2 separate regions of the Homo sapiens genome follow, and region 2 is linked to region 1. Evidence: chromatin loops called from intact Hi-C (ENCODE). Cell type or tissue: heart right ventricle. All regions are shown on one strand. Links, peaks and the distances in the headings refer to the core of each region. The heading gives the core; the rest is flanking DNA.

Region 1 (12,377 bases), core at 1-8,000:
TGTGGTAGGAGACCCTTATCTGCAGTCCGAAAACTATCTAAACTCCCATGTCTTCCCTTCACAAACATCTGATCTGGGGCAATCAGTTGAATGCACCAGGCATCGCCTTAACAAAAAAAAAATGAAGTGGCAGACGTGGCAGCATGATGCAGGATGAATACATGCAGAACCATCTTTAAACAGATGAGGTCCTGTGCACACACGGCACTCAATATTTACTGAACGCTCCCGTGAAAGGCGCCGTACCAGGCAGTGAAAGCCCAAATGTCACGTACAGAGAAGAAACAAGCGCGAACACAAGATCGAGCCGGCGAGCGTGGCGGGCGAAAGAGTCCCAGCCCGGGCCTGCCACGAAGCGGCCACCAGGCTTCTCTCCCAAGGTGTTTCTAAACCCGGCCCACCCAGCACCAGGTATGGCCCTCTGGCCTCCACGCCCGTGCTCTCTCAGCACCCTCTCCACTCCAGTCAACACGGACCACACACCAGCGTCACACGTGACCCAACATGTCTCTACGAGAACGTGATATAAGCTCTAGTCTAGGGGACTGCCAAAGCACAAACTAAATCAAAAATAAAATTAAAAACAAACTTACAGGGACAAGGTGGATGTAAGCCAGAAGGGATGGAGCTCGGGGGGACCAGGACGTGCCACACAGGCCCAGTGCAGCCGGGTTTAAAGGGAAGCTAGAAATCCAGCTGTTCTGTGTCAAGTCTAACTGAAGTGCTGGCAACCAGTTCAAGTGAGAGAGAAAGGGAAAGGGACAGAGAAAAGGAAAAGAGAGAAAAAAGAAATACAAGCCAAAGTATATCTGTGGGTCAAATATGACCTACAGATTCACCTCCTTCTAGGATATTTTTCATCTACACCTGACTTTTTGTAGAATCTTATTCGACATAAAGACATTCAACGCCGTGTTAACGTATAGCATTTAATGAAGAAATGTCTTACTTAAAAAACCCAACCACCCCCACCACCGCCTAAAGACTCCAGCGGCGCTGGGACAGTGGAGGCCTGGTGAGTGGGGACAGCACAGTGGCGCTGTGGGCGGGGAGCAAGGGTTCCCGCAGCCCAGCTCCACCACTTGAGTCCTCGGAGGAAGAGCAACTGCTCTAGAAGCCCTGGGGTCCCAACCCAGCTTTGGGTCATGCGTTACACTCAGAACTGTCAGTGTTTCTGTCATTACACAGTGTTGAGTGCGGTGGGGTTAAATGCCACAGGTTTGGACCCTAGGTTTTGAGCACGACCCCTGTGAGGCTGAAGACTCCACGTCTGCCATCTCCAGTTCATATGAAGTCTGAGGGGGGACTCTCACTTCACAGCTACCTCACAAAGGCACCATTCTGAAAGTTTTCTTTCAAAAAAGAGGGTAAGAAAAACACTGGAGAGGGGACTGAGGGAAGAAGAGGGAGTGGGTTTGTTTTTCTGGGGAAGGGTGGGTGGGGAAGGGAAGCTAGTAAAGCTTTAAATTCCATAGTGTCAAATTCCCAGGGAAGCAATATGAACAGTTTTCAGAGCATAGGCAACCAACAAAAGCAATCCCACGGAGAAGTGACAGGCTTTTCAACCCTTGGGGCTGGAACAACTGGACATCCAAATGCAGGAAGATGAAACGAGACACAGACCTTACCCTTCACAGGATCACAGGCCTAAATGCAAAAGGCAAAACTGCAAAACTCCTAAAGAAAACAGAGGAGAAAATCTAGACAACCTTGGGTTTGGTGATGACTTTCTAGACACAACACCAAAGACACACTCCATGTAAGAATTGATAAACTGGACTTAATTAAAGTTAAAAACTTCTGCTCTGCAAAAGACACTGCCAAGAGAATAAGACAAGTCACAGACTGAAAGAAAATATTCACAGACTTATAAGACTTATCTAAAATATACAAAGAATTTCTAAACTCAAAAATAGGAAAACAACCCAATTAAAAAGTAGCCAAAGGCTTTAACAAGCACCTTGCCGAAGTTACACAGATGGTAGAAAAAAGCATGTGAAAGTCATCATATGTCATCAGGGAGATGCAAATTCAAACAACGAGATGCCACGACACACCTAGTAGAAGGGCCGAGAGGAGCGACGCGAAATGCTGGTGAGGACATGGAACAAGAGGGACTCTCGCTCACTGCCGGGGAGAATGCAAAATGCTACAGGCACTTAGGAAGACAGTTTGGCAGTTTCCTACAAAACTAAACATACTCTTATAGGATCCAACAAGTGAGCTCCTTGGTATTTACCCAAAAGAGCTGAAAAGTTAGTGTCCACACAAAAATCTGCATATGGGCGTTTCCAGCACTTTTGTTCATAATTGCCAAAACTCAGAAGCAACCAAGATATCCTTCAGTTGGTGAATGAATAAACTGTGGCACATTCAGATAATGGAATACTATTCAGCATTTTTAAAAAATGAACTATCAAATCATGAAAAGACACGGAAGAAAGTTAAATGCATGTTACTAAGTAAAAGAAGCCAAACTGAAAAGGCTACATACTGTACGATTCCAACTATATAACACTGTAAAACAAAACAAGGCAAAACTATGAAGACAGTAAAAAGATGAGTGGTTGCCAGGGGTTACAGGGGAAGGAAGGATGACCAGGCAGATCACAGAGGATTTTTAGGACAGTGAACTGTTCTGTATGATACATATATGAGGGTATCTGTCATAAACTTGTTTAAACCCACAGAATGTTCAACACCAAGAGTGACTCCTATTGTAAACTGTGGACTTCGGGTGATAATGATATGTCACTGTAGGTTCACCAATTGTAACAAAGGTACCACCACTCTGGTACAAGGTGTCCATATTGGGGGAGACTGTGCACGTGTAGGGGCAGGCGCCACTTGGGAAATCTCTGCACATTCCACTCAATTTCGCTGTGAACCTAAAGCTCCTCCAAAAAACTTAATTTTTTTTTAAAGCAACCTATTAGGGAAAAAACATCCTCAAATTATCTATGTTAAGTAGATTGTAGGGGAAACTGGTAGTACTTTTTCTCTGGCTTCTCATTTATAATAAATTCATTCATTTTCCTTCCTTCATCCATCTATCTACTCACTGCTCTAAGCAAAAAAAAAAAATTTACAGAAATATATAAAATACACTAAACTTCAGATCCTTTGTGGAAAGAGGTAGGTGGAAATAAAATGCAAGTAATTAATAATTAACAATGAGTAGGATTGTTTGTTCTTTAACACAGTATTCTAAACTAAAAAGCCCTATACAAAAAGAAGAGAGAAATATTTTTAAGCATCTGCTATGAGATACCATACTTCTCTCTCTCTCAACACACTCATTTAATCCTCACAATTTTAAACTCCTTGAGAGCAAAACTCATTTTGTTCTAGGTGCCAAGCACTGAGTAATTGCCCTCTAAGTACTTGCTGAATAAATGAATGAGTAGATACTGTATCTCGTTTACAGGTAAGGACAAAAAGATTAATCACAGACAACAATGTAAGTGGCTCCTGTCAATACGTAAACATTACAACAGAAGAGACGTGTCATGCCCAATAAACAAGAGCTAAGAGAACACACACTCTGCACAGGGCCTTTGCCTGCTCAGAAAAGACATCCCCATCCCTACCCCCACCTCCTACCCCTCAGATTCCCAGACAGCCAGGCAGGGGTCTGGGGCAGACCAGCCAAGGCAAGACAGCCAACCTTAACCCCAACTCCCCCCACTCCCAAACAATATGGCAACAAGAGCTAAGACAAGGGGACTTTCAAATACAGAAGATCAATATCTTCAGAAATACGAGAGGAAAAGCATCCTTCAAAGAGGATCAACTAGAATTCTCAGAATTCAGAGTTCTAAACGCCTCCCTCGTGGCTCCACAGAGGTGCCTTGAAGGCAGGTCTCACAGCACACAGCAGAGCCTGGCATTGATGTATTCCCTTAATAAACATTTATCCAAAGGTTAAGATGTCATAGCTGAAAGTAATCATCCTACATGTATTTCCAAAATAACCTACCTCCCTGCACAATCATTCAACTATCCTTTTAGCTAAACTCTAGGCAACATGTTTAAACTGTCAGCCAGCCCTTTCACCCTTCAGAGGCACCCAATTTTAAAAAATGCTTATTACCACTCCTCTCCCATTGAAGTGAAATAATTTATGTGATTTTATATAATAACATTAACAACTAACATCTCTCGGAAGCTATACCAAGGACCTACCCTGTATGCACTGGTGTAATCCGACGAGGTAGCTCTGTTACTGTGCACGTTTTACTTTCAGGGATACTCTAGTTTGTGCGTTCAGCAACTTGCTCACACCCCGCAGCCACTGCACACAGCAAAGCCGAGGTTGGCTCTCAGCTCTCTCTCGGGCTGGTTCTTGACAAGACAACTAGAAATGCCTGTCCGGCAAGCAGGCAACAAACAAGGAGTGTGTCAGACGGGGATGAGAGCTTTGGAGAACCACGAAGCTGGGGAGACAGCAGCGAGGGCAGGGCTGCAGCATCATATCCTTGGGTCAGGGAAGGCCTCTCCAGCAGGGAAAACCTGAGGGAGACCAGACAGCAGTGAGGGGGCCAGGGAAGCTTTCCAGAGGGAATCAACCTTGGAGCAGACTGAAGAATACGCTGTGCTCTTTCAGAACATTCATTTCTTCCCCTGGGCAAGGGGCCACACCCTGGAGCACGGAGCAAGCATAAACGGCTGGGCCACCAGCCTGACCAGCTGCCCGGGAGCAGGCGAACGCTCCTTCCTCTCCAGCCGCAGTCACGCTGTGTGCATGCACATGTGCGTATTTTAATGGCGTCATCAGCAAGAAAGGTTTAAATGCTGGAAATGACTATTCACAGTTTCTGACCAAGTATGTTTACTCCATGGACCCAAATTTGGGTCAGATAATGCATAAGAGTAAAGAGAAGAGTGGGAAAGTCCTCTATTTAATGTGCACACAATACCAACACTCCTGGCACCGAGGAAGACACGCTGGGGATAGCACCATGCTCCACACCAGGAGAGTGTGCATCTTCACGCTCCTTCCTTGCCTGACAAAACCTGCTCTCTTGGCCATGGAGACCACTCTGACATCACTTCTGCTTGGTGAGCAGGTGGGGCACTGAGTCCCAGCAACAGAGGGCACCAGCAAGGGTAGGGCCATCAGCGTGGATTTCCACACCTCCCTCTACCACCTTCTTCCTCCATGTGCTCAGGGGCGGTCAGATGCCCTGGCCTTGGCCAAGCACCAGGGCAAAGTGGGATCCAAAGGCCACCAGCATCTTTTAAAAGTGAAAGTGACTCGAAAGCTTCAAGTAATTTTCTCTGTGCCCTCTTCATGTAGCTACGGAGCGCCTTCGGCAGGAAAGCCATCACTAGTGACAGTAGAGTTAAGTAATCTAAGAATGGGTAACTTCTGTTTTATTATTAACATTAACACATAGACCACCCACGTGCTACAAACTGAAAGAAAAGAAAAATTTCATTGGAGGTAAACCTGTCTCAACTAATTAAATGTCTCTACTCCTCTGCTTCTTTCTTAGCCTGTTTGTGTGTCCATGTGTACGCACACATTTTACATGGGTACCTCAACTGAGAAACATTTCAGTAGGCTAGGCAGCATTTTAAAGTATTTCAAAATGATATTTCACAATTGCATTTTCAATTGTAATTTCTAAACTAATTTTAGATCAGAATTACGTAGCCACAACAGCTATCCAGCCATTAATTTTGCCCTTATGTTCCTTGTTCTCTACTTGGTATTTTGCACCATTAAATAAAGCTACATAATAATCAGGTGCTGAACGGAAGAGGATGCGACAGCTGCTTCTGAACAGTGCAGTGGTCTTCAATCACTCACAACCAGAGCTTCCTACTCCTCCTAGAACAGATCTGCTGCATGCTACATGATCTCCAAGTCTCCACACAATTCCATTTTCTAATCTTGCCTCTATTTCTAAATTAAATCACAAACCCTGACTTTTTGTATGCATGGGTTGGGTTGGGAGAAGGGAGACAGGGAGAGCTGTGAAGGGTGGGAGGATAAACAGTGGCATCTCAAAAAGTCAAAATTCTACTTTCAAGAGTACACTTCTGATGCCAAGAAGATAAGATCTCATGCACTTCCTCCCCAGGTTTTGAACAGATTCCACAACATATGTCTTATAACAGACTGACTACAATGAAATAGAGGGATTCATGAATGAAAAGTAGTCTTACAAACCGCATTTCATAAGCTCGCCCATAACCCACGCGACTCTTAAAATGCCGTCAAGTAGAAACATTTACATCACTTACGATGAACTATTTTTAAACCTTCTTTATTATTATAAAACAATATATACTTATTATAAAATTCTGGAAACGGGAGGAATCACTCATAATCCTACTCTGACATTTGAAAAATATTCCTTCTAATGCAACATATTCACATATAAGATTACAAAACTAATTATACTTTGCAAACTATACAGTACTTACATACTCATATATCACACCTGAGCAATAATCATATTTTGGATCATCTTATTTTCCTGAAATAGTTAACAACATTAACTGCTAAATAAAACCAAGCTATCCTACTATTTGTGTCAGGATTTCAACCAAAGAAAAAGAGACATGAAAATTATAAGCTATAAGAACAACAAAAATTTCACAGATGTGAGAAAGTTTAAAGGCTAATGGTAAAGGTATAAGTCATGTGTCAACCGAAAGCTACAAACTTTTTATTACATTTTTTATTTAAAAGCTGGCCGGGTGTGGTGGCCCATGCCTCTAATCCCAGCACCTTGGGAGGCTGAGACGGGCAGATCATGAGGTCAGGAGATCGAAACCATACTAGCTAACACGGTGAAACCCTGTTTCTACTAAAAATACAAAAACAAAATTAACCGGGCGTGGTGGCGGGTGCCTGTAGTCCTAGCTACTCAGGAGGCTGAGGCGAGAGAATGGTGTGAACCTGGGAGGCGGAGCTTGCAGTGAGCCGAGATAGTGCCACTGCACTCCAGCTTGGGTGACAGCAAGACTCCGTCTCAAAAAAAAAAAAAAAAAACCCTGTCTCCAGGGAGGAGGTAATTGCAGGAGAGACTATCAAATAGATTCAAATTCCAGATACATAGTGTCGACACCCCAGTTAGTTAATATAAATTATATATAAATATTAAAAATGGACATACAAGACCAGGAGCAGTGGCTCATGCCTGTAATCCCAACACTTTGGGAGGCTGAGGCAGGTGAATCACTTGAGGTCAGGAGTTCGAGATCAGCTTGGCTAACGTGGTGAAACCCTGTCTCTACTAAAAATACAAAAATTAGCCAGGTGTAGTGGAGGGCGCCTGTAATTCCAGCTGAGGCGGAAGAATGACTTGAACCTGGGAGACAGAGTGAGCCAAGATCACAGCACTGTACTCCAGCGTGGGTGACAGAGCGAGAAGCAGTCTCAAAAAAAAAAAAAAAAACATATATGTAAAATAAGCATACCCTAACTAAACAATGTAATTCTCATGAGATCCATAAGTATAAATTACACTAGAAGAAATGAAAACATTTTTCTTTGCTGGCTCTTATTCAGGCACTTTCTGGTGTCCCATGCTGATGTGAAGGCCAGGTGTCAGAAGTGGGAAGGTTTACGGCATAACCCATGTTTACTGGCAGAAACCAGGAAAACTCAGAGAGGTAAAAAGAAACATTAAACCTATTCTGTCTACCTAGTGATAACCACTGTTATTATCTTAGGGTATAACTCATGTCAAACTAACTTGAGAGAAGCCACAGCACTGTAATGCCACCAAGCGGGATTACACCCCGAGATCCATGACTAGACTATAAACTATATACACTAGGAACCATATACACTATGCGAACTATAGGACGATTAGCCAACACCAGCAATAAAGCCACAATTTAAATGTAAATGCCCTGGCTTCAAATGTATTTGTCAAACATTCGATATAGGCTGGGCATGGTGGCTCATGCCTATAATCCCAGCACTTTGGGAGGTCAAGGCAAGGGAACCGCTAGAGCTCAGGAGCTCGAGGACAGCCTAAGAAATATAGCAAGACCTCATTTGTATTTGAAAGAAAAAATAATTTTAAAAAAACCCTTCAATATACCACATTGGCTGTATGTGACCCCAGCAATTCAGTGAACTACTGGTACATTCCTAGAACAAAAAGGGGCAAAGCATGTTTAGTCTTAATTCTTTTATTCTTTGTTTACCTACTTCACAAGTATACATCTATACAGATACTCAAGAATCACAAATTTTGCTTGATTTCTTCCCAAAGAAAGTGGCATTATGCAATTTGAGATTTTCCGGCCAGGTGCGGTGGTACATGCCTGTAGTCCAAGCTACTCAGGAGGCTGAGGCAGGAGGATCACTTGAGCCCAGGAGTTCAAGGCCAGCCCCAACGGGTGGAAGGAGTGGGGAGAGGCAATGCCTGGCAATTTAAGATTCTTCCCTCAAATTATTGATATATTTGACTGGAAGCCCATTAATTATGTTCCTTATTTAAAGGTCACGTTAAGCTTTGGTAACTAATCACAAGACACTTCCATACCTGCCCAAATGTAAGTTTAATCACAAATGTATTCCCAAGCTCACCTGTTATGGCAGAGGAAGAACTAAAAGCCATATAACACAAATTTAAAGGAAGGAACCCTAAGGGAAACGTTTCCATCTGGACTGATCTGCTGGTTTATACTCTGAGAAGATTCCCAAGTCCTTGTATCTACGATTACAGCCAGAATGATTTTCTAGGAGAGACAAATTCAGGGCAAATATCTAAGGACACCCCAAATTACGGCATTTATATAATGTTAAATTATAAACAATTTATAATGTTAAATGATAAATTCCTTATATAATGTAAAGCTATAAATGTATATAATGTTAAATTACTATACAGCAAAACCAAAACTACAAATACAGGTGACCGATTCCTAAGAAGCCAGGATTCTTACGAATGGAAATACTTGTTAGAAGCCTATTTGAATCTCAAATTAGGAGCTTTTAAACCTAAAAGTCAATTAAACTACATTGTGCAATAGCATTTCTTAAACATCTGACCTTGGTATACGCTAAGAATTCCGCGAGTGGTATTTGGACGCCTTATATCTGAAACCTGAGAAACAAAAACCCAGTCCACCAAAGAGAGGAAAGCCTGCTGGGGACTCACTTTGGGATGTAAGGATTTGTTTCCGTCACGTCGCACAGACTGCGACCTCATCGCCAATGTATCTGTCCCCCTTCCCCTGTGGTGACAGACTGTGGTCTGACTCCGGCTATCGGGCCTTCTGTCCAGTTAGGTGTGAACCAAGACCCCCCCAAGCAGAGTGTGAGTGAGAGACCCGCTCCCCTTTTGGCTTGTGCTTAAGACCTGGCTCTGAGCTCTGTGTCTCCAGGCTCTTTCCTCTCCTGCAGCTGTCTGTCACCTAAGCACAGCAGCCACGCTACTGACCGGTGAAGGACAATGCCACAGGAGACGGCAGTAAAGCAAAATGGAAGACCCTGGACCCCTCAATGACAAGGAACACAGTCCCCCGAAATCCTGGAAAAGCCATCCCGTTACTGGACAGAGAAATTAACATCTGTCTCTGCTGCGTCCTCTCGGGTGTCTGTGACGGTGGTTTGGCCCTCTCGTAAGTCTTAAGTTGGCTACTACATTAAACACGGGAACCCATGAACGAACTATGATTTAAAAGCCAGTTTTCAGAGTCACCGCTCACAAAAAACACATCAGTAACTTCTACTTTCCGAGTGGCATTTTACAGATTATCTCATGTCATCGCATGCCAGGCACAGGTTTTACAGGTACTGCTCCCATCTCACTGCGGAGAAAGCGTACTTTCAAAAACTGGATAACTTGAGAGGAAACAGCAGTCGTAGTACCAGGCCCAAAACAGAAACACTTACATCTGTAACTCAGGGCAGGGGTCGGCACACTACGGCCCACTGGCCAAAATCCCCCATTAAAACTTCTACTGGGACACAGTTACACTCACTTTTGTTACTGTCTACAGCTGTTTTTGCATTACAGTGGCTAAGCTGAGCAGCTGGGAGCGAGATCCCACGGCCTGCAAAAACCCTAAAACATTTACCCGCCAACCCTTTACACAGCACAAAGAGTCTGCTGGCTGTGATCCAGAGCCTTCACCTTTATGCTGGAGCCCCACTTACTGGAGGTAAACCAGGCACGTGCAGACTTCGCCTAAAGAAACTCATTCCTAAGTGTGGCATCCTCCTAAGCAGTTTGCCTTCCCATCTACCACTGAGCTGCTCCCTGCTCCCACTGCTGCTGCCCAAACCACATGCCTGACCTGTGCCCTGCTGTGTTTTCCTGACACCAAGACACTCTGTTACATTTGTGGACACTGCGCCTCCAGCTTCCTACCTTTTCAATTCTAACAGAACTCCTTCAAAAAACATCACTGCGGCCGGGCGCAGTGGCTCATGCCTGTAATCCCTGCACTTTGGGAGGCCGAGGTGGGTGGATCATGAGGTCAGGAGATGGAGACCATCCTGGCTAACATGGTGAAACTCCGTCTCTACTAAAAATACAAAAAATTAGCCGGGCGTGGTAGCACGCGCCTGTAGTTCCAGCTACTCAGGAGACTGAGGCAGGAGAATCGCTTGAACCCAGGAGGCGGAAGTTGCAGTGAGCCGAGATTGTGCTACTGCACTCCAGCCTGGGCGGCAGGGTGAGACTCCGTCTCAAAAACAAACAAACGAACAAACAAAAAACACATCATTTCAGATGAAACAGTTCTGGAGACTGGTTGCGCAACTTACATACTTAAATGACTGAACTGTGTATTTAGATGTGACATGTATTTTACCAGTTAAAAACAGATTTTCTGAAAAGCAACTTCAAAAATAAAATTTTGTGGAAATTCTGTAAAAAATAAACATGTTTTATTCAAGTTAGATGAAAAACCTGGAAGTGGCAATGCTGGACAGGAAACACGACGCACCAGATTCTGTGTGGCTCTGCAGTTATAGATTCAGTCTACTTCGGTTTTGTGCATAAAAGGCAGTTTCAAGAAACTAAAAACAGACATAGCACTCCCCAAAATAGAACCCCCAAAACCACGAACAGCAGCGTATGTTCATTTGATCCCTGTGTCTAACAGCATTACAGCTGCATCAGCAACTGGAGACAAGTGAGTCACAAAAGCCCTCTGAAGCATCGTTCTGAATAAGATACAAGAAAAAGTGACTCACACAATTCGTTTCACGCAACCAATGTTTTGTGAATACTCACTATATGCCCGGTACTGTGGCAGTTATCCAATATTCTACAACATAAAATAAATACCTCATTCCAAATATCCCTTATCATCCGGGAACTAAGATGACATTCTAGGTTGAATAAGACGAAATGCTGTCACCATATGTTGTCATTTCATGAGCCAGTTTACTTCCAGAATAACTTTTTTGATTTTCATTTTAAAGAGTATCCACGTAAAAAATAAGAGACGCCTTTACGCAAAAATGCCATCTATCGACAAAATTATTCAGGTTTGCAGTCCTACTGCATTTCACATGACGGGTAAACACAACGCGAAGAAGACACGGGCTGGAGCCTGGCCTGCTTCTCACAGGCTGTGTCCTCGAGCAAGTCTCCTGACTAATTTGGTCCCAGTTTGTCTCCTGCCTGGTTTGGACCAGAAAAGTCACAAAAGTCTTTTCTGGGGTTACAATTCAGGGCAAACTAACAGTACAAACAAGGTTAGGAGAATTGTTCAAGAACTGTTCTTAAGTACCATGAAAGATGCACTGACTAAGAACACCTGCCAGCCCCTGCACCCCCAGATGGGTCAGGGACCAGACTCTTCCAGATGCAGCTCCCGAGTCTCTCCGATGTACCCACTCTTCTGCAGCCCGCAAGCAAGCCTCTCAGCTATGATTCTCTTCATTTCTTACCTGGCTGTTGCAGAAATCTCTTAGGTCTCCTCTGCCCCAGCCTCACCTTGCTCTGAACCTGTCGGGGTGGTCTTTCAATATGGAACCCTGGTCATGTTGCTTGCTGGGAATAATTCGACCCACCCCAACTGCTCTGCATACCCCTTAGGTCTCCTCACATTCCAGCCACCCCTCCTCCCTCTGCCAGGTCTCATGTTGCCAGGCCACAGTTCTGTGGATGAGGCAGGAGGTTCTCCCTCGCCATGTGTGCGAAGTCAGCCACCCTGGGTAAATCCTGTCCCCCTTCCCTGCCTGAGCCAGGGTCTGTGGGAGCCTGTACACCTTCTGAAACACAATATCCAATATCCCACTGCCCACTGCCCTCCCAGGGCAACCCAGAGTGTGTCTATAGGTGGGGGCGGTGCGGGGGGAGGTGGTCGGGGGTGGCGGGGCAAGCCAGAGAGAGAATGTGAAATCTCCTTTAATTCCTCTTAGAGAACAGTGATTCCCCACAAATGGG
Region 2 (15,978 bases), core at 7,848-15,847, 170 kb before region 1:
TTATGGCTGTTGGTTTTAAACCAGGAAACTCTTCATCACTGGCATTATCATTCCTAGTTTGGCCATTCGTGTAGGGGAAACCAGCTTCTCTCTCCAGTGTGGTCCTGAATTGTTCCATTATTTCCAAGGACAATGGGCCGGATGTTCTGGAATGAAGGAAAAAGACCATGAGCTCCCCCAGGAAACCCCATTCCTGTCCCTTCCTTGGAGTAGGGGCGGGAGGACAAGGACAGTGAGGGTGTGCAGCCTTCCAGCAACACTCAGTCATCTTCATTACAGGACATTATTGTAATGGTCCATTTTTAACATCAAATTTGGAAACAGTCTCAAAGGCACCACTGCATTTAAAGAGCTAACTAATATACATTTTTTTTTCTCGTCAATCTCTTAGAAATGTTGTAAAGCTTCCAGAAATGCCCTGGAATGTCTGCCAGACAAAATGGCTGTCTTTTGGAAAAATCACCTGAAGGATGTGGATTTCTCAGAAAACGCACTCAAAGAAGTTCCCCTGGGACTTTTCCAGCTTGATGTAAGCCTAATAGCCCTTTCTTTCTCATTTTCGGCTTTTGAGAGAAAATTGCTCCGTGTTGCAGTGAAATGTATGTGCTTTTCCTGAGCTTCTGAGATAAATATAAGGGGAAAAGATGAAGAAAAAGTTCAGCTATCAAAAATATGCATGGCCACGAACAGCGATGAGGGTGGCACGTGGACAGCAGAAGCAGCTGTGTCAGGTGGTGGTGGGGTTATGGTTCGTATCCCTCGGGACTTTCTTTAAGTCCACGGCCTGCCCATATATGAGGCTGAGTGGACACTGAGAGCTCCAGGAAGGGCCTTTCCACGGAACCCTGTGTGCCTACCCCAGAATACGGGTACCTTCTCGCTTTAGGTTGTTTTAGGTGGTTGGCGGGTCCTTAGGCAGACAGGCCGTGGATCACACTCATTGCTTGGAGCTCAGGGCCAACCCCAGAAGGGGCCCCATCAGGGCAGCCTCACCAGGGGCCCTGTAGTGGACCCCCAGGCAGAGTGCCCAGGCCACCCTGCACAGGCTTCAGCCCCCGGTCCTGCCAGGCCACTGCCAGGACCCCCACGGGCACTCCTCCAAGGCCTGGTGCAGCCTCTTGTGTGCGGCGACCCCCACAAGGCAGCGAAGGCCCCTTCAGCATGTGTATCCTCAGAGAGGATGGGCTATCATGTCCTAGGCTCCTGACAAGCACAGGGCAAAGCCAGGGACCCAGGGACAGGACTCACGCTTCTCAGAAGAAAGGAGCCACGCGGGGTGCCCCCGGGGGGGGGTGGTCCCACATCATACTCCTCGCAGGGTACTCCTGGCCTTCAGGCCTTGTCCACAGCCCCTGGGCCCCTGTTCTGAGTCTGTCTTCTCGTATTTCACACCAACAACTAGCAGGCTTGGATTTTTGGCTTCCCCCAAAGCCCAGAAGCAGCAAATCAGGAGAGGCAGAGCCTTGTCCAGAGCTTCACTGTGGGCCTGCAGGGAATGTGTCTGCTCGAGGTCTCCTTCTCCACACTGGGAAGGGGTGGGTGGGTATGTGGGGGCTTGGGGGACCCTGAGGTCTGGCACATGGCAGGGTCTCCATAGAATTTCAGCAGGAGGGGGCTGGCTGCAGCGGTTCTGATGGTGGGCGGTGGCGTGAGCCCCTTCAACAAGGAAGGAGACAAAAGCACCAGGAGGAGAGAATTTAATGTGGGGCAGCAAACAGCCTGTGGCCCTCCTGAGGCCGCCCTGGTTGTGGGCGGGATAGTTGGTGGCTGTGGTGATGTCCTCAAGCAGGGAGATAGCATGTCTAAGGTACTCCTGCAAAGTAAAACGTGGGCCAGGCATGATGGCTCAGACCTGGGCACGGCGACTCAGAACCGTACTCCCAGCACTTTGCGAGGCCAAAATGGGGGGACTGCTTGAGGCCAGGAGTTTGAGGCTGTAGCAAGCTATGATCACACCGCTGCACTCCAGCCTAAGAAACAGAGCGAGACCCTATCTCTAAAAAAGTAAATAAATAAAAAGAATAACAAAAAAAGAATAAAACGTGTTACAGGTGCAAGGTAGCCCCTCATCCCCCTTGGTGACTGGGTTCCCTGCAGGGTCTGTTTGCAGTAGGGCTGAGGGAGGGCTACCCACGAGGGGCACCCCAGACATGCTGATAATCCTGAGGGGCCCAGCTTGGGACTGTGTCGGCTAGCAGAGGGCATGCGGCTAGGACAGTTACCCTTGGTGGCACTGCCACCCCGTCCCCAGACCTGGGCTGGCCCAGGAGGCCACCCACCAGGAGGTGGCAGACACCAGCACTGTACTGCATGCCCCATGCCACCCCCACCAGCCGTGAGCCGTTGTCCTCCAAACCATCAGAGTCTGGCACTTTCCCCAGAGAGACACACCGGTAATCAGTACTCTTAAGAATCCTTAATGCTGACAGCTGCTTGGGCTCCTTTCACTCTAGAATAATTGCCTCTCACTGCCTTTGAGGGAGGAGCTCCTGTAGATAGATGGCCCCGTCGCACTGTTTGATATCATTTCGTGAGTTTGAAGAGGCTGCTGGGCCCCACACAGCTGGGATCTGCGTGAAGGAAAATTGGTTGGAATCGTTTGACTGCGCGTGGTTGGGAACTGACTGGCTCTTCAGTCTCCCCTCCCTTCTTGTATCTGATGCTATCTTAGCTTCTCTCTCCCTCCCTCTCTCTCTCAGGCCCTCATGTTCTTGAGGTTACAGGGGAACCAGCTGGCGGCACTTCCACCTCAAGAGAAGTGGACCTGCAGGCAGCTCAAAACCCTGGATCTCTCCAGAAACCAACTTGGCAAGTAAGCAGGGGCCTCTCCTCCCTGGCCAGTTCCAAAGCGTGTGTGGGGCCACGGTCGAGCAGGTCCTCTGAATGGTGGCATGTGAGTCTGCGAGGGCTGCTGAGCCGCCAGCTGGGGGCTTAACAACAGAAATCACTGCCTCACAGCCCTGGGGGCTGAAGTCCGAGGTGAGGGTGTGGGCAGGCCTGGTTGGTTTCTCCTGAGGCCCCTCTCCTTAGCTTGCAGATGCCGTCTTCTCCCTGTGTCCTGTTGCGGTCAGGCCTCTGTTCACGTCTGTGACCTAATCTCCTCTTCTTATAAGGACACCAGTCGGATTGGATTAGAGTCCATCCTAATGACCTCATTTTAACTTAGTTACCTCCTTAACAGCCCTGTTTCCAAATACAGTCACATTCTGAGGAATTGGAGGTTAGGGCTTCGACACAGGAATGTGGGGGGAAACAGCCCCTAATGGTGTCCTCTCATTTTTAATTTTTAGTCTGCTGGAGAATCTTGTCTCTCACTTCAGCCCAATCTGTAATTCTGTTCAAAAGTCTCTGCTGATCACTAACTGAAATGGACGTGGAATTGAATAAAAGCACCCAGCCCCAAAGCCTTCCAATAGGTGGAAAGCCGGGATGAGCCCAGCCAGCCTCTGGAGACCAGCCGCCCCCGTTATCTGCAGAAGGCCACTTCTGCAGTATCACGGTGGAACTTGCACCCCAAGGAGGACCTCTGCGGGGAGGGGTGGGGGCAGTGAAAAAGGCAGCCGCCACTGCAGCGTGCGCCCCTGCCAGGCCCTGAAGAGTTGCACATGAATTGCTCCCTATCTCCGTGGCTTGGCATTATAACATCACAGCCAAAAGTAATGCTTTTGTCGTGCTGTCCTCAAATTTTGTCTCTTTTTCCTCCCCCCAGAAATGAAGATGGACTGAAAACGAAGCGTATTGCCTTTTTCACCACCAGAGGTCGCCAGCGCTCCGGGACTGAGGCAGGTGTGTGTGGGTTGGGAGACGGTGTTCCCAGATGAGACAGCCGGGGTAGCCTGGTTCCTGCTCCACCAAAGTGGGGATCGCCCTTATCTTGGGCCTTCCCCTTCAATGCCCTGTTGCAATGCCACAGATGTCCAAGTTCAAATGAAAACCCTGCATATGAGCTGCGCCCATTCTTTCTGTCCCACGTGTGACACGCAAGTATCCTCAAGCCCCACTCTCCTGCGTGGAGGCCAGTGATGCCAGCAGCTAATATGTGCAGCTGATCTACACACCAGGCAGTGCCCTAGGCAGGTTACATATGTGAGAGTTTCTCATCCTCACAACGTGAGGTATGGGCCACATTTCCCCATTTTGCACGTGGGGAGACTGAGGCTCCCAGGGTGTCTGAGCTTGGCTGCCACACCAAAATACCACCGACCGAGTGCTTCAGCAGCAGACACTTATTTTCTCACAGTTCTGGAAGCTGGATATCTGAGAGGAGGGTGCCAGCACTGTCAGGGGCTTGCGAGGGCCTTCTTCCTGGCATCCTTCTCTCTATGTCCTGAGATAGTGAAGAGAGAGAGGACTCTGGTCTTTCTTCCTCTTCTTTTTTTTTTTTTTTCTTTGAGACTGAGTCTCGCTCTGTCGCCCAGGCTGGAGTGCAGTGGCGCGATCTTGGCTCCCTGCAACCTCCGCCTCCCAGGTTCAAGCTATTCTCCTTCTTCAGCCTCCCAAGTAGCTGGGATTACAGGCATGTGCCACCATGCCTGGCTAATTTTTGTATTTTTGGAGATGAGCCACTGTGCCCGGCCCCTCTTCCTATAAGAACGTTAATCTCATAAGGGCCCCACCCTCATGACCTCATCCAAACCTAATTACAGCTCAAATATCCCATCTCCAAATAGTAATTTTGTATTTTAATACAATACAGGATGCCAGGAAGAAGGCCCTTGCTAGCCCCTGACAGTGCTGGCGCCCTCCTCTCAGATATCCAGGGTTTCACCATGTTGGCCAGGCTGGTCTTGAACTCCTGACCTCAAGTGATCCGCCTGCCTCAGCCTCCCAAAGTGCTGGGATTACAGGTGTGAGCCACCACGCCCGGCCCCTCTTCTTATAAGAATGTTAATCTCATCATAAGGGCCCCACCCTCATGACCTCATCTAAACCTAATTACAGCTCAAATATCCCATCTCCAAATGGTGTCACATTGGGTATTAGAGCTTCGACATATGAATTTGGTGGGGGGCGGGGGACACAGTTCAATCCATGGCATAGGGACTGACTGATTTGTCCCAGGTTGTGTGGCTGCTTCTCAGTAGCAGAGCCAGGTTTCATCCCAGGACTGTGGGACTTCAGCCCTGGACCAGCAGCTACGTGCTGTTAAGTCTCTACTGCCACACGATGGTATCTTGCAAAGCCCACATGGATCACGGCCGCCTTTGGACCCACAGGCTGAGGTGAGGCCAAGGTTGCACAGGGGCTCGTGGTCTTCCCCAAAACTCAACAGAGACAGAACTTTCCTAGTTTTTGTGCTGGTCACACAACAAGGCCAGTTCAGCAGAGAGTACATCTAGGTAAACAAGCTCTTTTTGTTCCATTATCTTCTGTGAGACACAGGGGAAGGTATGGAGCTGTCCCTTTCATTAAACAACCAGCTCTGCTTCTTAACCTCAAAGCTACAACTTCCAAAGCCAGCTCTGCTCACAGAAATATCCCTCAGGATGCTGGCCCAGAAAACCAGAACCCACATCCAGGTTGTTTTAAACATAATACAACTTTCTTCTTCAGTTTGATAGATGGTTGTTGGCAAGTACAGATAGTATGAGGTAGGGATGAGTGACGCCACAGAGGCCAGGACACATTTGCAGGAGGTGAACTAGGGAGTTTGCCGCTGCTACGCTCTTGGATGAACTGGTGTGCTTGTGTGTTGAGTATGATACACATAGAGATCTGTCCCATAAGAGCGTGTGTATTTATATGTGACTGAAAAAGGAATATCAGTGGACCAGATAAAAGAGTCCAAAAATAGACCTCAGTAAACATAGAAATACATCGGGAGTCCCCAGCGCCCCCCAGGAAGCGAACCGGTATTGGTCCCTGGCCTGCTAGGAACCAGGCCACACAGGAGGAGGTGAGCGGTGGGCCAGTGAGCATCAGCGCCACCTCCTGTCAGATCAGCGGCAGCATTGGATTCTCATAGGAGCGCGAACCCTATTGTGAACCGCGTCTGTGAGGGCTCTAGGTTGTGCCCTCCTTATGAGAATCTAACGCCTGATGATCTGAGGTGGAACAGTTTCATCCCTAAACTGTCCCCCTCACCAATGCTGCAGTCCATGGAAAAATTGTCTTCCACAAAACCGGTCCGTGGTGCCAAAAAGGTTGGGGACTGTTATTATGTAATATATGACAAAGGCAGAACTTCAACTTAGTGTAAAAGGATGCTTGCGTGCGTTAATAAACGGTGTTGATATTCCTGCCTGGAAGGGGGACAAAACACGATACTAGATTACAACAATCAGGTTTAAGTATAAAAAAAGAAAACAATAACATTTAAGGAATATAGGTATAACTTTGCTATGAGGGAGATCTTTAAAATCTAGTTGGAAAATCCAGGAATAATTTTTTAAAAAGACTGAAATCATTGGCTTCATAAACATTCAAAAATTGTGTTCAGTGGGAAGCATCATAAACCAAGTCATAATGCAAACAGACTAAGAAGAAATATTTGCAACACAAATTGTTGCAACACAAATTGGCTTAAGTCCCTGATATACAAAGAATGCTTACAAATTGATTTAAAAAAAAAAAAAAAAAAGACAACACAATAGGCAAAAAAAATGGGCAAGGGATATAAACAATTTTCAGAAAAGGAAGTCCAGAGGGCCAGGAAACAAATGAAAAGGTCCTTAACCACACGAATAGGGAAATGCAATTATGAATTTCATAACTGATCCTTTTATAAATGAAGAGCCTTAGGACTGTAGAAATTGAGTCCAGACATAGGGATTTCACTTAGAAGGAAGGGGAAACAAACACCATCTTCTCCTTCATGCCAGGCGGGATGATGGGTATGAGAACAGGAGCTAGTGTAGACCTCGGTCACGCAAGCCACTTGCTGTGTGGATTAGAAACGTGTCTCCAGTTTAGAAATGCCGAATCCTTCCTGGGACCACGGAGGAGTGTGCAAGGAAGTGGGCTCAGCACTCAATGAGACGCCAGTGGGGAAAATCACAGGCATGCATGGAAAAGCACCATAGGACTACGCGCGGTACCAATGCTCTAGAAAGTGACAGCTGGCAGCCCGCAGAAGTACATCTGGGGAGCCATGTGAGGGGGCCGCGCCCCTGGGAGGTTCTCTGGCAGAGGTGAATCTTGGCCTTGGCAGATGACAAAGGCCTCTTGATTCTTTAAACTTCATCTAGAAAGTTGAGGCCCACACCTGAGTGAAAAGAAGGCGGCTCTTTGCAAACCCTTTTCCTCAGTAGGGTTATTCTCCCAGGGCCATGGACCCTTGGGTAAGGAATTATCTACAAAAGACAGCTTGTTTGCAGTAGGATAGTAAAATTCCAAGTAGATTTATGTACATCCAAATAGTCATATTTGTGCAGTGGCCTCATCCAAAAATAATTTGGATGGCCGTTTTTACGGTAAAAATCAGACCAGCAGAGTCATAAATAACTTATGAATAAATAATTACAGTTCTTAAATACCTTGAACTGTGTTCTCCCCAGCTCAGTGCCCATCGTTTTCAACACTGGGCCAGGAGGTCTGTTACAGGTGTTGCCTCTGTTTGCAATCATAGCTCATTATTCCAGCCATCTCTTACTTAAAGAGGCTTCATAAACACCGTAGCGAAACTTTAAAAGTTTGGAAAGCACAGAGGCCAGGTGTTTAGAATGTGTTCTCTGGGGAGAAAGTAAGCCTTTCTCATTATGACGTTCTTTCATGAAAATGTGAATTAGGGCAGGCTAATATTGATCATCTTTTTTCATTGAAGGAAAAAAAAGGAAGCTTTTTGAACATTTCCTTACCTAGCAAGGACTCATACAAAGCCATCTTTAGAAGGCCGGTGCACCTTTATTTCCGCAGGAGCCCCTGCAGTGAGTCCCATTCACAGTACAGCTAGCTGGGCAGATTTTCCAGGCATTGGTTTTGGTATTCCATTATCGGCTCTCCCTGAATGTTCTCAGAGGCCAGGTTACCCATTACCATTGTTATTGCAGCTACATGTGTGGAGGAAAGCCAGAGCCGAGGCGGGGTAGCTATGATCAAGGGCAACCGAGCCTGGTTTCAGCCCAACAAAAGAACTCCGGCTTCTCTATTTTCCATGTCTGGCAGGGAACCCTATGAGAGGGCTTTGAGGCAGTTGTTTAATCTTGAATTCTCCGAGCTCCCAGGCATGCTGTCCTGCCCCCTCTCCAGGCCTTAGTAGGGAGGATAAAGGCACTTCAGAGATTCTGCTGAAATCCAAACCTCTGATTCCCATCAGTGTGCGTTTCCAAGCTCTTTCTCAACTCAAATGCTCTGGTGCCCGTGGAAACAGCAAATTTGACATGATTTTCATGGTAATCTCATAGTGAGCCTAATTAATAAAGTCACTTAAATACTAAACAGTTGGCTGGCTTTTCAAAGAATGGCATTGTAAGAAGCATAAAAACAGCCAACTGTGGTATATTTTCATTAACTAGCTTTTTTTCATGGAAAAAGCAACGCATGTATATTTTAAAACACCGTTTTTGAACAGTAGCAAAGGGCATGGGATAAATATTCAGTCCTCTAGTAATTCCTTTCCCCAGAGACAACTATGGAGTTCAGTGCATCTCTGGTAACCATTGTGTTCCTGTCTAACAACTGTAACCTCTGTGCATACACATGTGCAGGTGTGGTGTGTGTGCATATAACATATACATGGTATGCGTGTGTGTGCATGCATGTGTGCACACATTTTCTGCTACACTAATAAGCCTTCTAGATATCCGGTTCTGAACTTTTTTTTTTTTTTTTTTTTTTTGAGATGGAGTCTTGCTCTGTCACCCAGGCTGGAGTGCAGTGGCACAAACTCAACTCACTGCAACCTCCACCTCCCAGGTTCAAGTAATTCTCCTGCCTCAGCCCCCCCGAGTAGCTGGGATTACAGGTGCCCACCATCACGCCTGGCTAATTTTTGTATCTTTAGTAGAGACAGGGTTTTACCATCTTAGCCAGCCTGGTCTTGAACTCCTGACCTTGTGATCCCCCTACCTCGGCCTCCCAAAGTGCTAGGATTACAGGCGTGAGCCACCAGCCTGGCGCACCTTGCCTTTTCAATTGATGGGTAGCTCTTGAGTATTACTTCATACCCCCATATATGTAGACCTGCCCCATACTTTGTAATAGCTGCAATTATTCTATTACTCATTGAACCAACCCCCTGTGGCTGGACACATAGGTTGTTGTAGATTGTCCTCTATCTCTGCCACTGAGTGTCCTCATTCTCACATCTTTGCCACACATGCATGCAAAGCTATCTGTAGAATGAGAATTGCTAGGTCGATGAGGTGAGCATTTTGTTCTGATAGGCTTGCCAAAATGCCCTCTGGAGGTTGCATCAGTTTATACGCCCACCTGGTCACCACGCTGTGACGGTCCAGAATTATTTTTAAATGCAGTCTGCTTTGCCATGTCTTTGCAGCAAGTGTGCTGGAATTTCCGGCCTTCCTAAGTGAGTCTTTGGAAGTCCTTTGCCTGAACGACAACCACCTCGACACAGTCCCTCCCTCGGTTTGCCTACTGAAGAGCTTATCAGAGCTCTACTTGGGAAAGTAAGTACACATCTGGAGGGGCCGTGCTGGCTCTGCTGGCCCAGAGAGGCAGAACGCCCATCCCTAAACCAACTGGGACACAGAAAGCCAGGCAGAAAGAAGCCATCTACTTTCCAAGAAGCAGTAGTGAGATTTTCGGAACAGGGCTTGATCAAGGAGGTGGGGAGAGAGGAAGACGGAGTAGCAATGCAATGATACACACTTTCACTACATCACTTGGGCTGTGATGAGGAGAACCACTCAATCATTCATCCTTTCATTACTGAGCTCCCATTGCATGCCAGCTACTGCCAGGGGTTCTAGGCAGTGTGCAAAGCTTGATGAGAGTGTAAAATGTTATATTAATATTAAAGGGACATCGCCTTCTCGGGAAGAGGTAGTGATCATCTTTATGGGGATGTACTTAGTAGCAGAGACAGGAAAGTTGGGGGAGGGGACTCAATTCTAAGCCGTGGGGATTTGCAGAAGACAGAGCTGCCGTTTCTATCACTGATCCTCCAGGAGAAAGCCTTTGGAATTAGTGTTGAAATCAGGGCTCAAAGTGTGGGGTCTGGGGTACAGGCTGCAGAGGCTGACAGGAGCCACGTGTGTGCGTGTGTGTGTGTGTGTGTGTGTGTGTGTGTGTGTGTGTATTCTCTCGTGGTGGACACATCTGTCTTCAGCAACCCTGGCCTCCGGGAGCTCCCTCCTGAGCTGGGGCAGCTGGGCAACCTCTGGCAGCTGGACACTGAAGACCTGACCATCAGCAATGTGCCTGCAGAAATCCAAAAAGAAGGTAGGGCTTCCGCAGCCCTGTCCCCTGCCATCACCTCTTGGAAAGACAACTCCAGTCCACTTGTTAAGTTCTGGGGGTGGAGACAGTTGGTGACCCATGGAGCCCAGCTCCAGGTTCCAGATTTGACAAGATGCTATAAAATTGTCCCTAAAGCAATCGTTACTGAGGGTCACTATACTGAGAAGGACCAGGTGATACAACTGTGACCTCCTGGGCAGCAAGGATTTTGTCCATAGGTTCTTGCCTCTTAGAGTTCGCTTTTAGGGTGGTTAGTGTCATGCCTTCCCTCCCCCTGATCCAGTAGTCTTCCTTAACTGTCCCCACTAAAACACAAAGAAGGAGTTCCTTCACAACAGGATTTTGTGTCCTAAGAGATGTGAGCATGTGCCCACGCAGCTACCCTTCCCCTTAATGATTTTGCACAGGCCCCAAAGCAATGCTGTCTTACCTGCGTGCTCAGCTGCGGAAAGCGGAAAAGTGCAAGCTGATGAAGATGATCATCGTGGGTCCCCCGCGCCAGGGCAAGTCCACCCTCCTGGAGATCTTACAGACGGGGAGGGCCCCCCAGGTGGTGCATGGAGAGGCCACCATCAGGACCACCAAGTGGGAGCTCCAGAGGCCGGCTGGCTCGAGAGCCAAGGTCAAGGATGGTCTGCGTGCAGAGTCCCTGTGGGTGGGAGGAACATCCCTTGGACTCCTTCTCCCTTCTCCCCAGAGAGCCCAGGATTTTCTCAGCCTGGTGTCCAAAGCTCAGGCCCTTTGCAGGAGCCACTGTGTACCATTCCATACCAGCTTCTGCCAAGAGCAGCGAATCATTTCTTAATGTGACTTTGTGATGTTTTCTTTTTCTTTACTTTTCTTTTTTTTTTTTCTTGAGACAGGGTTTCACTGTGTCTCTCAGGCTGGATGCATCCTCAACCTCCCCAGCTTAAATGATCCACCTGCCCTGTATGTTTCTGTTATAGTTACTTGAGGCTCTGGGACAGTGGTTCTTAACCCCGGCTGTCTGTTAGATTCCCTTGAGGGGCTTTTAAAGATAGCAATTCCCAGGCCTCACCTCACTGCTCTCTGACCCCAAGGATTCAAGTTCAAGTGGTCTGGGATAAGGCACCCCCAGGGCTGAGAGCTAACCACTGTTGCAGGCAGTGAAACACACCAGCATCTGCCCCCTGATGAGGAGGCTAAAAGCACTCTGGGACTTAACACCCTGCCGTCCCTGACACCTGCTTTCACCCCAGGTTCTGAAAAGTCCTGTTTCTAAGCCCTACTTAAAATGAATCCATCACTGCTTGAACCCGGGAGGTGGAGGTTGCAGTGAGCCGAGATCATGCCACTGCACTCCAGCCTGGCGACAGAGCAAGACTCCATTCAAAAAAAATTTTTTGAGTCCATCCATAAACTTCTTAATCATCTTGCTTTCCATTCAGTGCCAGGCAAATGGAAATGAACATTTTCCTGTTCATGTAACAGAGAAAAGAGCCATGGACTGTTGGTGGGAACTCCATCCCTGGAATAGAGCAGGGGCAGTTAGCCCTTTCTCTGAGCTCGGGGAACGAACACACATAGATAAGGCCATCCTCATCAACTGTATTTGGATTTCTGCCACCCTGTGATTCCTCGGGATCCAAGGGGCAAGAGGCTGCTTCACTGTGGAAAACTGAGGAGGCTTGAGATCCAGATGGTCCATGATTTTCCCCCAAAGCTCCCACGCACAGTGCCAACCAAACACTGCAGCTTCTTCCACACACAACCACTTTCCAAACCTGCTTTGAAAAAGTAGGCATTGAAGCTGTGCATCTGTTCTAACACGAACTTGGAAGCTGGTCCTCCAAGGGGTGAAGCGCTGCCTGTTGGGGCCAGAACAATCAAACACGACAATCAACGCTAGGCCAATCCTAGAACATTCCAGGAGCAAATCTAGCTGACTCGAGTCTGAAGGTTCTCTCCAGGAACCAGAATCCTCTGCATTCTCTCCAGCTTTGCCTTTTTCTTAACAGTTATGCAATCTCATTTCTTCTCTTAGCTTCCTCTAGCTGAGGCCTGAGGGGTGAATTCGTGCTTCTATTTTTCCTGACCTTCACCCCCACTTCCTTTCTGCGATGATTAAAACCCCCTACCCTTTAGTGGAAGGACAATCCTGTGAAGGCTGAGCCCGCCGCTCTCTCTGTGGCCGGCCTCAGCCAGTTGAGAACAGCTGTTTTCATCTTTATACAAAACCAGGTCAGCACACTGTGTCTTGGAGGCTGATGCTGCCTCACAGAGATGACTCCTTTCTGTAGAAAACTGCAGCCTTAGCATCCAGGGCCAGACTCTTACCTCATGCAATGATAGAGAAACCACCGTTTACACAGCCGTTCCCGGCAGCCCAACAGCTCATCTTTTGTTTGATTCCCACAGGGTGGGAGGGAGTTTCCCAGCATCCTTGGTGGGCGCCACCCTCTGAGCCCCACAAGTTCAGAGGCCCATCTCCTCCTCTTGCCCTGGCACACAGGGAGGCTGAACCCCAGTGCAAGCCGTGACATCAGAGCACAGCTTCCTCCCACAGGGCATCCCCTACCCATCTGCAGCCCAGACAGAGCCAGGCCCTCTGAAGTCTGTCCAGGGCCTGGTCTCTGCTCTGCTAGGAGTAGACAGAAGTCCCAGAAGCCCACCCCCATGCCACCGGGCCCCTGTCCCTCGCCCAGATAACTGTTTCCTAAGAAACAATAGAGTGTCCAGAACTTTTCCACGGTTGTTTTTTCAGACCCCCGAGTCCAGCCTCCAGAGTTATCCGTTGTCTCCGTTTGATTGACTGAAGCCTTTGTCTCTAAAATGCCTCCCTGTCGCTGCCTTGTTGCTCAAGTAGGTTGAGTCCGTGGAGTTCAACGTCTGGGACATCGGGGGACCGGCCAGCATGGCCACTGTCAACCAGTGCTTCTTCACGGACAAGGCCCTGTACGTGGTGGTCTGGAACCTGGCGCTGGGGGAGGAGGCCGTGGCCAACCTCCAGTTCTGGCTGCTCAACATCGAGGTGAGGACACCAGACGCCAGCCCTGCCATTTCAGTGCCCAGAGCTTTGCAGGTCCCACCGCTTCCCTCAAGCATCCCCTGTACTGAGAAAAAAAGGGGGTTATGTTGCCACAGAGGGCCCCAGAACCGTGGTCCTGCTTGCTTTTCACAGTGAGGCACTTGAAACCTTCCTCTGCTGAGGGCTGGTGATGTAATTTCCCCGCTTCCCTTAAATTTAGGAACCCCCACCCTTGGATCCAAAAGCAGAGCAGGGTTCCCTTCCTGTTATAAAGATGTCCTTGTCTCCCTGCCTCTGATGGCTGCTGTCATGTCTGAAGGGTCAGAAATCCCTCCCCACAAGTCCAACTCAGCACCCTCCGTGGAGGAGGTCACAGAACACCATAGACACCCCTCAATGCAACAGTCCCTCAGGTTCACGGAGAATGAGGAGCACAGGTGCTGCCTGGGCTGACATCCTGTAGCGCAGTCTGTTTTGCATTACTAGAAAGGAATGAGACTGGGTAATTTATGAAGAAAAGAGGTTCATTTGGCTCACAATTCCGCAGACTATACAAGCATGGCTTCAGCATCTGTTGGCTTTTGGTTAGGCCTCAGGAAGCTTTTAGTCATGGCAGAAGGGAAGGGGAGCCAGCATGTCACATAGTGAGAGAGGGAGCAGGAGAGACAGGAAGAGGAGCCAGCCTCCTTTCCACAATCAGCTCCTCTGTGAACTGACATAGGGTGAACGCACCCATTACTGCAGGAAGGTGCCAAGCCATTCATGAGGGATCTGGCCCCATGACCCAACCTCCCGTCAGGCCTCACCTCCAACACTGGGGATCACATTTCAACATAAGATTTGGAGGAGGCAAACATCCAAACCGTCTCAAGGCTGCAGATTGGTGGCTGAGCAAGGGCCGTGGCATCCAGGGTCAGCGCACCTGCACAGCTGGGAGCTCTGTCCTGTCCCTTGTTCCATGAACAGAGACAGTACTCAGCCGTGGGGTTCTCTGTTGCAGGCCAAGGCCCCAAACGCCGTGGTGCTGGTGGTCGGGACGCACCTGGATTTAATTGAAGCCAAGTTCCGTGTGGAAAGGATTGCAACGCTGCGTGCCTATGTGCTGGCACTCTGCCGCTCCCCCTCCGGCTCCAGGGCCACAGGCTTCCCAGACATCACCTTCAAACACTTACAGTGAGTGCCCAGCCTCGGGCAGCTCCTGCCTTCTTGTGGGTGCCAGTCGCTGATCTTTCCTGGGATCAGCTTGCAGAGAGCTCCTGAGTCTGGGTGGGGCTAGGCCCCTTTCCTGGCCAAGGGTGGCCATCCACAGAGCTGACCCAGCCTTGGGGAGGGTGAAGACCTACCAGACGGCTGGCTGGTTGAGGCCTGGAGGTGCCCCTCTTTGCTTCCTTTCTGCCCCATCCCCGCCCCAAGGGCCAGTGCTGAAAATGCATGGTGCCTATTGAACCAGGAGACTGAACGTGGGCACCACCCAACCAATTGCTGCCCATCTCATTTGTTGATCACTGATCAAGGACAGACCCTGGGGAGGGAGGGCCAGTCCTTCCATTGGGTCTGAGTGGTCCTGATAGCAGCCTTTGAGTCACAGAGGGCCAAGAGTTTGGAGGGGCTTTCAGTTAGGCATCACGACGTGTCCATACAGATAAGTCCAATTGCCCTGGGCTGACTGCCTGTCACTGGACTTTCACAACAGCCCTGCAGGTTGTGGGGATTGTTTGCCACTTTGTAGGTGAAGAAGATGAGGTTCAGCAAATTAAGTGTGCCCTAATGGGAGTAAAATACACTGCATATTGCATTATCTGCACTGATGGCTCTCAGATTCCCTCGCCCGGGGCAGAGCGCCACGGGTATTGGTGCATGGGTCAGCCTGGGACACATTGGCCTGGCTCGGAATACAGGATGAGGCTGTCAGGAATTCCTGCTTTGCCCTTGAGAAAGTCCCATGGGGTCTGTGATAAGAGGAGTCCTGGCTCTGGGTCAGAACCCAAGTCCAGCCTGTGTGAGCCTGTGCCTGCCCAGCCTGTACCCTTGGGGGTCTCGGTGTACCTCTGCACCTCACTTTCCTCCTCCGTGAAGTGCCATGTTTAGTCTGGGAAGACAGACTAAAGCGACACAGTGTGGGGCACCCAGCACAGTGATTTGCACAAAGCAAGGCCTCAATAAACTTCTTGTGTTGTCTTTCACGAGTTCTCCAGACTTGCCAGCGTTCAGGACAAACCTCTCAGGGAAACAGAGAAGCAGCAGCGCTTCCTCGGAGTGGGGCATGATGAGTAAAGACGGGTCTTTTTGCTCACAGTGAGATTTCCTGCAAGAGCCTGGAAGGTCAGGAAGGGCTGCGACAGCTGATTTTCCACGTCACGTGCAGCATGAAGGACGTGGGCAGCACCATCGGCTGCCAGCGACTGGCAGGGCGGCTGGTGGGTACCTTGCTGGTCCAGTTTAAACCAGTCTGCCTGCTTCCCATTGTTGGGGGTCCTCACTTCCCCCTCTCTCCTGTGAAGCCCATGTCTGTGTGGCAAGGCTCGGTGGTTCCTGGTGAGGGAGGGTCAGGATGGAAGATAGTGGGTGGAAACGTCCCACCCCCTCAGGCCACAGGGGCCGGGCAGGATCTGCCCAAGCTGGCAGGTGTG

The links. Hi-C counts contacts between places; a loop is a spot of excess contacts. Peaks named below come from ENCODE experiments on the same cell type or tissue, not always from the same donor. Only the 100,000 strongest peaks of a DNase experiment are listed, where the experiment ranks them.
Region 2: a loop joins it to region 1, with 2.3 times the contacts of the local background. A loop is called at or near these places in 3 of 110 quality-filtered maps.

What each region holds. Positions count from the first base shown.
Region 1 is chr15:101,188,835-101,201,211 of GRCh38, forward strand. All of the region lies in intron 2 of CHSY1 (chondroitin sulfate synthase 1), which reads right to left. Among named protein-coding and RNA genes, the nearest start is that of LRRK1-AS1, 43 kb to the left of the region's middle. RefSeq lists enhancers at 654-1,541, 4,669-5,212 and a silencer at 9,370-9,664. In heart right ventricle, for the core only: no CTCF peak of the experiment used is centred there; a DNase peak (open chromatin) is centred at 4,597; H3K4me3 peaks cover 2,917 bases; H3K27ac peaks cover 6,947 bases.
Region 2 is chr15:101,011,617-101,027,594 of GRCh38, forward strand. It overlaps LRRK1 (leucine rich repeat kinase 1), which reads left to right. Exons shown (of 34, transcript NM_024652.6): 10 at 392-529; 11 at 2,700-2,812; 12 at 3,710-3,786; 13 at 9,437-9,566; 14 at 10,229-10,341; 15 at 10,767-10,981; 16 at 13,187-13,351; 17 at 14,349-14,521; 18 at 15,645-15,765. Among named protein-coding and RNA genes, the nearest start is that of LRRK1, 100 kb to the left of the region's middle. RefSeq lists a silencer at 3,668-3,962 and an enhancer at 15,492-15,978. In heart right ventricle, for the core only: no CTCF peak of the experiment used is centred there; DNase peaks (open chromatin) are centred at 11,995, 12,645, 15,065 and 15,745; H3K27ac peaks cover 2,884 bases.